2 separate regions of the Homo sapiens genome follow, and region 2 is linked to region 1. Evidence: chromatin loops called from intact Hi-C (ENCODE). Cell type or tissue: mammary epithelial cell. All regions are shown on one strand. Each heading gives the region's core, and the rest is flanking DNA. Links, peaks and the distances in the headings are about the cores only. Region 1 has its middle 6.4 kb from the start of MIR221. Region 2 has its middle 77 kb from the start of MIR221.

Region 1 (5,393 bases), core at 174-5,173:
TGACCACCCAGGCTTAAGTGATCCTCCCACCTCAGCTTCCCGAGTAGCTGGGAGTACAGGCATGTGCCACCACACCTGGCTAATTTTTTGTATTTTTGGTAGAGACAGGGTTTCACCATGTTGCCCAGGCTGGTCTCAAACTCCTGAGCTCAATAGATCCACCCACCCTTGGCCTCACAAAGTGCTGGAATTACAGGCATGAGCCACCATGCCTGGCCACTCCTCTGAGTTTAAATTCCATCTTCACTATATTTCTCTCCTGCATTTTACTATAAGCAGTTAAGAGAAGCCATGCAGTACCCTGAACACCTTGCTCAAAGATTTCTTCTGCCAAATATCCTAGTTCATCACTCTTAAATTCTGCCTTCCATAAAGTTCTAGGAAGTGGGCAAAATTCTGCCACGTTCTTTGCCATTTTGCAACAAGGATGACTTTTCCTCTGGTTTCCAATAAGACACTCCTCATTTCTATATAATACTTCCTCACGATGGCCTTTACTATGCATATATCTGTCAGCATTCTGATCATGATAACTTAGGTACTCTCAAAAAAAGCATCTCTCTACAGCTTTCCTCTTCTGAGCCCTCACCAGAATCATCCTTAATGCTCTGTTCATGGCAATGTATGCTTTTTCTAGCCTGCACCTTCAAAATCTTCCAGCTTCTATCCACTATCCAGTTCCAAAGCTGTGTCCACATTTTTAGATATTTGTTATAGCAACACCCCAATTTTCTAGTACTAGTTTCTGTTTTAGTCCATTTGTCCTGCTATATAAAAGTGCCTGAGACTGGGTCATTCATAAAGAACAGAAATTTATTTTTCTCACAGTTCTTGAGGTTGGGAAGTCCAAGATCAAGGCACCAACATTTGGTATCTGGTGAGGACCTTCTTGCTGTGTCCTAACATGATGGAAGGTGGAAGGGCAAAAGAGATGAACTATCCTTACATGGCAGAAGAGCAGAAGAGAAGACCCCACTCCCTCAAGTGCTTTTATAAGAGCCATAATGCCATCCATGAGGACTCTGCCATTATGACTTAATCACTGCCTAAAACCCCACCTCTTAATGTTATTACATTGGAGATTAAGTTTCAGTATACAAATTTGGGGGGATGCAATCAGATCACAGCAGTTACCAATGGCCAATGATGTAATCAATTGTGTATGTAATAAAACTTCCATATAACCCCCAGAATTACAGAGTTCTGATGGCTTCTGGGTTGGTGAACACATGGAGATATTAAGGGGATGGCATTCCAGGAGGCTGCATGGAAGCCCCTCATCCTTTCCCACATACTTTGCCTTATATATCTTTTCCATTTGGCTGTTCCTGACTTGTACCCGTTATAATAAACCATTAATATTAAGTAAACGTTTATTCTGAGTTCTGTGCGCTGTTCTTGCAAATTATCTAACACAAGGAGGGAGCAGTGGGAACTCCTGATTAATAGCCAGTCAGAAATACAAGTGGTTCAGAACTTGGAATTGACATTTGAAGTGGGGGCAGTCTTGTGAGTCCTTAACTTGCACCATCTGACACTAATTCCAGTTAGATGGTGCCAGAATTAAATTGTAGGGCACTCAGCTAGTGTCAGAGAATTGGTTGGTGTCGGGGAAGAAACCTGCACATTTGATGTCAAAGTGTTAAGCATGAAAACAAGATGGAAAGGTGCAAACAACCAGGGGCTTGTTTTCTCACTTTTTCTCAACTTTTTTTCTCTCATTCTGTAAGACCCTGAAGCAATGGACACTGGTTTGTTGGCTCTTACTAGAAGAGGCACAACAACCTGACTATATTCTTTTTTAAAAAACTTTTCATTTTGAAATAATTTCAAACTTCAACATAGTTGCAAAAATAATATGAAGGCAGCGCTGGTGGGAGTTTAAAATGGTACAGCTGCTTTGGAAAAGTTTGGCAGTTCCTCAAATACTTAAATAACATTACCATATGATTAAGAAATTTCACTCGTATGGGTATACCCAAAAGAATTGAAAACAGGTACTCAAAAACATGTGCATGCATGTTCATAGTAGCACTATTCTTATTCACAGTAACTGTAAGGCGGAAATGTCCATCAACAGATGAATGATAAAATGTGTTATATCCACACAATGCAATATTACACAGCCTTAAAAGGAATGAAGTACTGATTCATGCTACAACATGGGTGAACCTCAAAAATATTATGCTAAGTGAATGAAGCCAGATACAAAAAGCCACATACTATGTATTTCCATTTATATGAAATATCCAGAATAGGCAATTCTATAGAGACAGTAGATAAGTAGTTGCCGGGGCTTGGAGGTAGGAAGGAGTGGGGAATGAGTGCTAATGGATACAACATTTCTCTTTGGGGTGATGAAAATATTATGAAATTAATGTTCTGGAGATGGTTGCAAAGCTTCGTGAATATACTAAAAATCACTGAATTGTACACTTTAAATGGGTGAATTTCAAAATATGTGAATTATATCTAATAATAAAAAAATTGAGAGTATCCACACACCTTCAATTCCCCAGATGACAATATCTTATGTACCTACAATTATCAAAATCAAAAAATTAACATCAATATAATACTATAACCTACACACTGTGTTCAGATTTCACCACTTGTCTCTCTGTTGTTCTGTTTCTAGTTTAGGATCCAATCTAAGATCCCACGTTTAGTTTTTATATCTCTAGTCTCCTTTAACCTGAAACAGTTTCTCAGCTTTCCTTTGTCTTTCATGACTTTGGCACTTTGGAAGAGTACAGGCCAGTTATTTTGTAGAGTGTTCCTCAGTTTGGGTTTCTGGTAATTCCTTCTGCTTAAAGTCAGGTTATACATGTTTGGCAAGAATAACACGTAAGTACAGTTGTGTCCTTAAGTGCATCATATTAGGATACACATTACATCGATTTGTCCTGCTACTGGTGATGTTAAATTCAGTGATCAGTTTCTTTGGTGTGTGATTGTGACTATTCATAGTTTTCTTTCTTGTTTATAAAAAAATTTCATTTTATCACCATTCTATACTCCCATTTTCCCTTACTCCCCACACATAGTCAAATATATTTAATGTGTATCATGTAGTTTCTATGTGTTCTTGAAAAATGTACCTTGTTTTGGTGTCCAAGTATTTTTAGTTTACATGAGTGACATTGTGTTGTATCTCATTCCATTTCTTACTTTTAAAATTCAGCACTGTTTTTAAGGTCCATTCTTGTTTCTAATCTGTTATTTTTAATTCTGCATGATACTCCTTGGAGTGCAACTACCACATTTCACCTATGCCATTTCCAGTGATAGACCCCACATGGGAACCAATTCCTGGCCACCACAAATAACATTGTACTGAACATTCTAATAATGCATGTCTCCTTATGGGTCTCTGTAGGAAATTATTTGGAATGTATAATGAGGAATGGAGTTGTTGGGTCATAGGACACACACACACACACACACACACACACACACACACACACACAGAATGGCCTGATCAGTCCATGTTCCCAGTGTTAGTGAATGAGGTTTCCTTGGTACATCCCTGCCCATAACCGATATGATGAAGCTATTTCTGCCAGTCTAAAAGATGTGATATCTTATTGTTTTAATTTGCATTTCTCTGGTTGCTAATGATTATGAACATCTTTTTGTATGCATTTGAGCTTTGGAGGTTTTCTGTAACTTTCCTGTTGATATATTTTTTCCATTTTAACTTTTAAAACTGTGAAGTAGCATATGGGGAAATGCATGTAAAATAAATAAACAACTCACTAAATAGAGTTGTGTAATTGCCACCCAAATCAACAAATGGAATATTCCAAGTATCTCAGAAACTCAACTCCTATGTATCCTCCCAGTCGGTATCTTTCACTGCTCCCCAAAGGTAACTATCACTCTGAATTCTAAAATTATAGCTTAGTATTGCTTGTTAATGAAGTTTTCAACTCTCTTGTTCATTTTTATGTTCAGGCAGATTATTTGTTGACTTGTAAGAATTCTTCATATATTCTGGATGTAAGCCTTTTGTTATTTTATTGCAAATATCTTTTACTCTATGATTTCCCTTTCGTTTTCTCAATGGTTTCAATGACCAAAAATTCTTAATTTTAATGTAATCTAATCAATCAATATTTTCTTTAGTAAGTGTTATTTTTTGTATGTCCTGTTAAAATCTTTTCCTATTCCAAAAGTTTTATTGTTTTGCCTTTCACATTTCACATTTAAATACACAATTCTCCTGGAACTGAATTTTATAAATTGGGTGTGTTAGATGTCAAATTTTGTTTTTTAGTATAGGGATTTACAAGTTATTCAACTTCATTTGTTGAAAACGTTCCCCACGGCTCTGTGCAACTTTCACAAATAAATCAAATGCCTATAGATGTCTGTGTCTACTTCTGGGATATGTATTCTATTGGTCCATTTGAATATTCTTGTACCAATAATACTTTGTCTTTATTACCATAGCTGTATAGGTTAAAAAAATGTTTTTAGAGACAGGGTCTCACTCTGTCACCTAGGCTGGAGTACATTCTTGACCTCCTGGGCTCAAGTAATCCTCCTGCCTCAGCCTCCCAAGTAGCTGGGACTACAGGTGCACACCATCATGCCTAGCTAAGTTTTTCTTTTTTTTGTAGAGATAAGGTCTTGCTATGTTGCTCAGGCTGGTCTCAAACTCTCCTGAAGTAATACTCCTGCCTCGGCTTCCCAAAGTGCTGGGATTACAGGTGTGAGCCACCACGCCTGGCCGCTATATAAGTTTTGATATCCACTAGAGCTGTTCTTTGATATTGCTTTGAATATTTTAGCTCTTTGCATTTGTGTTATAAATTTTAGAATCCATTGTAAATTTTGCCAAAAATGTTAGGATCTTAATTGGAAACGTAGTTAATCAATTTGGAGAGAATTGATATTTATGCTTTATAGAGTGTTCTGATATGTGAATACTGGGATCTCTCTACTGGTTTAGGTCTTTAATTTCTCAAATGTTTTAAAGTTTTCTGTGTGGAGCTTTTGCACATCATACATTAGATTCATTCCTAAGTATCTGATCTTTTGTGATGCTACCATACATGGTATCTCAAAATTTCGCTTTGTAATGAATTGTCCTGGTATATAAAAATGCAGTTCGTTTTTTTGACTTCGTATCCAGCAACTTTGCTAAACTTATTTGTTAATTCTAAGGTTAATTGTAGATTTTTGACTATGTACACAAATATATCTATGAATAGGTTTTCTTTCTTCCTTTCTAATCTTTATATTTCTTATTTATCTTTGTTTACTAATTGTACTGGCTAGGGCATATAGTGCAGTGTTGAATAGAGGAGTGCATAGAGAGCATCTTTGTCTTATTCTCAGTCTCAAAGGGAACACTTAGCATTTCACCAGTAAGTATGACGTTTGCC
Region 2 (5,393 bases), core at 144-5,143, 71 kb after region 1:
ATTTTTTACATATATACTTTGATCAAGACAACATATTGCAACAGCTAGAATTTAGAGGCAGATATGAGAATCCAGGTGTCTTCTATTTTTATTTATTTATTTTTTGAGATGGAGTCTCACTCTGTTGCCCAGGCTGGAGTGCAGTGGCGCGCTCTCGGCTCATCACAACCTCTGACTCCCAAGTTCATGCGATTCTCCTGCTTCAGCCTCCTGAGTAGCTGGGACTACAGGCACGCACCACCATGCCCAGCTAATTTTTGTATTTTTAGTAGAGACGTGGTTTCACTATGTTGGCCAGGCTAGTTTCAAACTCCTGACCTTGTGATCTGCCCACCTCGGCCTCCCAAAGTGCTGAGATTACAGGCATGAGTCACTGCACCTGGCCCCAGCTGTCTTTTATTAATCCAGACAGTAAAGATATTTGAAAATGTAAAATAATGTTATTCTTCTCACTAATTCTTTTGCTTCAGAAAAAAATAGCAATTTTTCATAAAATATTTAACTTATAATAAGTTTATTATTATTTCAAAATTAATTTATAGATTAATATTTTTCAAATTTAATTTTAATATGGCAAGTATCAATAAATATAACCTACATTAACCAAAGCTTGTTAGGATCCTCAATAATTTTTGAATGTGCAAAAAAATTCTGGGCTCCAAATATTTGAGAACTGCTGATATAAAGGAACAGAGCTGTGTTTCCCAAAGTAAGCTCAGGGAACTCTTTGCGTCAGAAACACCCAATTCGCTTGTTATAAAATACAGATTTCTGGGCTTTGTGACAGATTGAATCAGGTTTCTTAAAGGGTCAGCCTGTATTTGTTTTCAATTTTGAAATTTCCAAACAAAGCATTACTTGAATTTAATAAAATTAAGGTAGACCCTTAATAGTGTGGCCAGTTTTATCATCTGAGATTGTAGACAATCAAACTGAATACAACACCTGTTGTATCAGAGATCCAAACCTCAGGAATTATGGCCATGTTTGCACAAATGCAGTGATGAGAGTTCTTTAGACAATATTTTCTGCAAAAATAACTTACATATGGAGAGAAATTGACATATAGATGTGGATTGCATTTGACATGTCTTCTCCAGTTACCTGTGGAGCAGAGTACATATTCTCAAGGCTTTCATTTTTTCTGCTCCAGCATAAAAGCCAGCCACTGTGGTGGCCATTTGAGATGAGGCAGGGGAGGGGTTGGTGCAGTGAGGCTGGGTTGAACACAGAAGAGTGGATCTTGGCAACTAAGACATACAGAAGCCAAGCTAAGGAATGTGTTTTTCTGAAAAGCCACATCTGGACCCCTGGTTAACATCCTGCCTGATCTTTTGCCTCAGACAAGAGACCAACCACATAAAACACACAGAGTGTGGAGATTTGGCCCATCTTTGATTTGTCAGCTATAGTAATACAAATTCAAAGCACTTTGGCTCTACGCATAAATATGTATACACATGCACAGTCACATTTGTGTGTGTTTTTATGGGGGCGCGGGTGGGAATTTCAGTACTCAACTGGGAACCATGTCTCCCTGTGGTCTGCCTCCTGGATAACATCCAGTCTCCTTCTTTGTGAACTATTAAAACAGACAAGTCTGCAGGCTCCTGTTGCTGGAATAAGCTAAACAATGGCACGGGATAGAAACTAAGATCTGGAAATGTGTTTTTGGTACATGGCCCATGATTTCTTGTGCCTTTTTGTGATATCTTCGTTATAGGCATGAGGGCATTTTTACAAAGTCAACCTGCAGTTGTGTGATTTTATAACACGCAGTTCACTTGTCATTTTCCTTTGTCTTATTGATGGAGCTTTGTGTCCATCTCCCATCCCTTCCCCAACTCTACAATCCTGTCCTGGCCATATACATCCCAACATGGTTTCATTCTGATCAAAATTTCTTCTCTTTGATGTCTCCTGAGTTATGTGCAGCATAAAACATTAAGAGGTTTTGTTGTTTTTATTTTTTTCCATAAAGCAAAGGATTTGGCTTACAATTCACTTATGTGTTACACAAGTAAGAAATATAGGTATGGAATATTGATTTGAGTAAAGAAGTCAAAGAAACAGTATCGAGAGTCTATAGTGGCCAAAAATGTTGGAAGGATGAGTTAGACTTGTGTAAGCTTCGAATGCAGGTCAGTATAACAGGCTGCATTCGTGGCTTATTATTGTAGTGACTGTTTCTCCCTTAGTACATTATCTCCTTGTACTAGCTGGGCTGCTAGCCAGAGAATGATACACTGACTGCTCACAGCTCCCTCCTGCCTTCCCACCCTTTTCACCCCTCTTCTAAGAGGTCCTCTGTGACCACACCCCAACTTTACAACTTCCCTGGAGCACCAGAACATCATTCCTTCTTCTTGCCCAGATTAAACTTATATTAAGGGCAGTCTACATGATGCTGGGCATTCATTATATGTTATTCCACTAGATTATTGCCACAATTCCATGAAGTAGTAATTATATAGCCCCTTTTCACAATTAAAGTGAATGCCAAATAAGTGATTTCCTTGTGGTTACAATAGCTAGTGAGTATCAGAGGAAAGAATTCTGGGTGTTCATACCACTGGACTCCCAACTCCCACCCACCTCTACAACTTCGCCTTTCCTGCATTCCCCAAGTGGATGTGGTGAACTAACATAGTCTAAGCAGCGAATGAGTGATGAGTGCTCAATATGCTCCCCACAAGGGGGATTTTGTGTCTTGAAGGAGAGGCCTTAGACATCGGAAAGATTGCTAAACTTCTAGAGGAGTAGCAGAAGGTAGGGGACATGTTTGGGGTCAGAAGGAACCTCCCCAGGAACCTGAAATTGTACCACGTAGAGAAGTGTCACGATTTGGCAATCCTTGGTCCATGTCTGACAAATAGAAATATTTGTTCCTTGGGCTCATGTGGTGTTTTTAAAAACTTGAATATTTGCCAGCAGTTAGAAATTAGGAGATTCAATCTAAAAATCTAGATTTGTAGGTTTTCTCCGCAAATTGGATTATATAACACCACAGGATCTATATTTTTCAATGAAAGCGACTGGCCAGAGCTTCCCTCTAAAGAGGGTCAAGCTCTTACATCATCGCGAGGCTTACCAATCTCCTGGCTTATTTCACTTATTCCTGTGCCACTATAGTCATTTGAGTTTGAGACTCCTGAAGTAGATGAAGGTCTCTTCTGCTCATGAGAGGGGCATCATCCCTAGAGGTGGAGGCTGTGAAGAGGCATGGAGGCTGAATTTCCATTTTCCTATTTTCCTTCAAGAAAGGAGTCAACAAATACATCAGCCTCCATATCTCAAGGCTGGAAAACATTTGACAAAAATAAGGCCTCTGTAAAATAAAATGTGCCTTAGCTTTGTGAGCAGGACTCCGTAAAATAAAATGTGCCTTAGCTTTGTGGGCAGGACTCTGCAGTCTGATAAAGCAATGTTCCTATCAAGATTCAGACCTTTGCCTTGATCATGATTTTTTTTTTTTTTTTTTTTATGAAACAAGGTCTCTACCCAGACCAGAGTGCAGTGGCACAATTACAGTTCACTGCAGCCTCCAACTCCCAGGCTCAAGTGATCTTCCTGCCTCAGCCTCCAAAGTAGCTAGGACTACAGGCATGAGTCACCATGCCTGGCTAATTTTCAAATGTTTTGTAGAGACAGGATCTTGCTTTGTTCCCCATGCAGAGCTCAAACTCCTGGCTTCAAGTGATCCTGCCTTGGCCTCCCAAAGCACTGGGATTACAAGCGTGACCCACCACACCTGGCCTGCTTCAATCATAATAAAGGTGGTGAGGGCCAGAGGGAGTTGGCAGCTAGCTACTTTTACCACCACAATTTGCAAAAGGGATTGAAAACTGTCCAGGCCCACAGAAAAGGCAATAAGCCCATAAAATTCACAGGACTTCACCCACTTTTATAAATATCATCCCCTCATCTAACCTGGTCCTCCCAATGCCCACTCACGGGGAAACTGACTCCCTCTGCTGATCCTAACTGTTCGTGATGATTCTCTGGCCAAGGCCACATTTGAAAAGCCATCAAAACTAACATTTGCATTGTAAAAATCATACTCGTAATCATAATCATAGCAGTCATTGAACTTTATAATGGGCACTATGCTAAGCTCTTCCAATACGATATCTCATTTAATCCCTACAACAATGTTAAAATTGGTTATCATTATTATTCCCTTTCTACAAATGAAGAAACAGAGACCAAAGAGATTAAGTAATTTGCCAAAGATAACACAGATAAAACATCTTGGAGTCAGATTTCAGGCCCAGATATCAGGGATAGTACCCCTGATACAATGGGCAAAGAAGGCTTTCATCTATATTAATTTTTGAAAGCTTTAACTGAAAATTCACAGTAACTAGATAAGATGTTAAGCCTTGCTAATTCTGCCTGCTTTCTTTTCACAGTAAGTGCATAATATATCTACCCTGCTCTCTATTTTCCCTTGCACTTGGTTGATAATAGAGCAGCTAGAACCCTAGTTATATTTTGGATAGTTCTTTTTGTACTTTTTGACATAAGATTTCAAATACTGCTCCCATTCTTTTGCTTATTACCACGTGTGCTTGGTAATAAGCACTTTGGCTCAGTGCTTGATCTCAGTGATCCAGCAATTTGTCCCACTGCAAATACCCTTCATTTCACATGTGCCGTATTGGGAACTCTGTTTAATCAGAGTTTGTTTGACATGTGCTGGGAATTTAGCAGTGAGTAGGAAAAGTTGAGCAGATCTTCAGCCTCTGTTCAAGTCCAGGTAGAACTTTCACCTTAACTGGAAATGACTTAAATCTTATATATAGAGAAGTATGGTGCTTGCATGTCTCAATGATTTTATATATTATATTCTAACAGCCATAATTCTTCTGTTTTACTTGGGTCTTCATGGGAGGGAGAAGCTTCATTTCCTTATTCTCAGAGGGTTATTGTTTTCTCCAAAGAAAAATGTGGTGTGTGCTGAGTTTTGTTTAGGTGGCAACAGAAAAGAGACGTGCAATTCCAAGTTTTTAAAAATTTGAAGTTGAGTGGGTGGCTTTGAAATGTCATAGAAATCAACTCAATTAGATGTTTGGCTGGAAAACATCAGGATGCATTAACACTGCTTAGGCTGGCTTCCTATAGTCTGAAACAATGTTGCACAAAAAGCATATTCAGAAGCATTGCTTGTAGGAAAATTGCTACATAAAGCAGGACTGGGCAGGATGGATTTGGGGGATGGAGAGAAAGAACCTTTTTGGATATGGGCCAGAAGTTAAAGGGGAGTTAGTGATAAAACCAAGGCAGCACTTTTGTGTATCAAAGCACAGACTTCACCTTTGAATTACAAAGCAGGTGCCATGAGCAGGTGGCCTGTAGGTTCACCGTCAGTCACTATCCACACTTCCAAAACA

What was found. Peaks named below come from ENCODE experiments on the same cell type or tissue, not always from the same donor. Only the 100,000 strongest peaks of a DNase experiment are listed, where the experiment ranks them.
Region 2: a loop joins it to region 1, with 4 times the contacts of the local background. A loop is called at or near these places in 2 of 110 quality-filtered maps.

The regions. Positions count from the first base shown.
Region 1 is chrX:45,737,149-45,742,541 of GRCh38, reverse strand. No RefSeq gene overlaps it. Among named protein-coding and RNA genes, the nearest start is that of MIR221, 6.4 kb to the left of the region's middle. In mammary epithelial cell, for the core only: no CTCF peak of the experiment used is centred there; a DNase peak (open chromatin) is centred at 2,061; H3K27ac peaks cover 1,542 bases.
Region 2 is chrX:45,666,087-45,671,479 of GRCh38, reverse strand. No RefSeq gene overlaps it. Among named protein-coding and RNA genes, the nearest start is that of MIR221, 77 kb to the left of the region's middle. In mammary epithelial cell, for the core only: no CTCF peak of the experiment used is centred there; a DNase peak (open chromatin) is centred at 2,249; H3K27ac peaks cover 1,465 bases.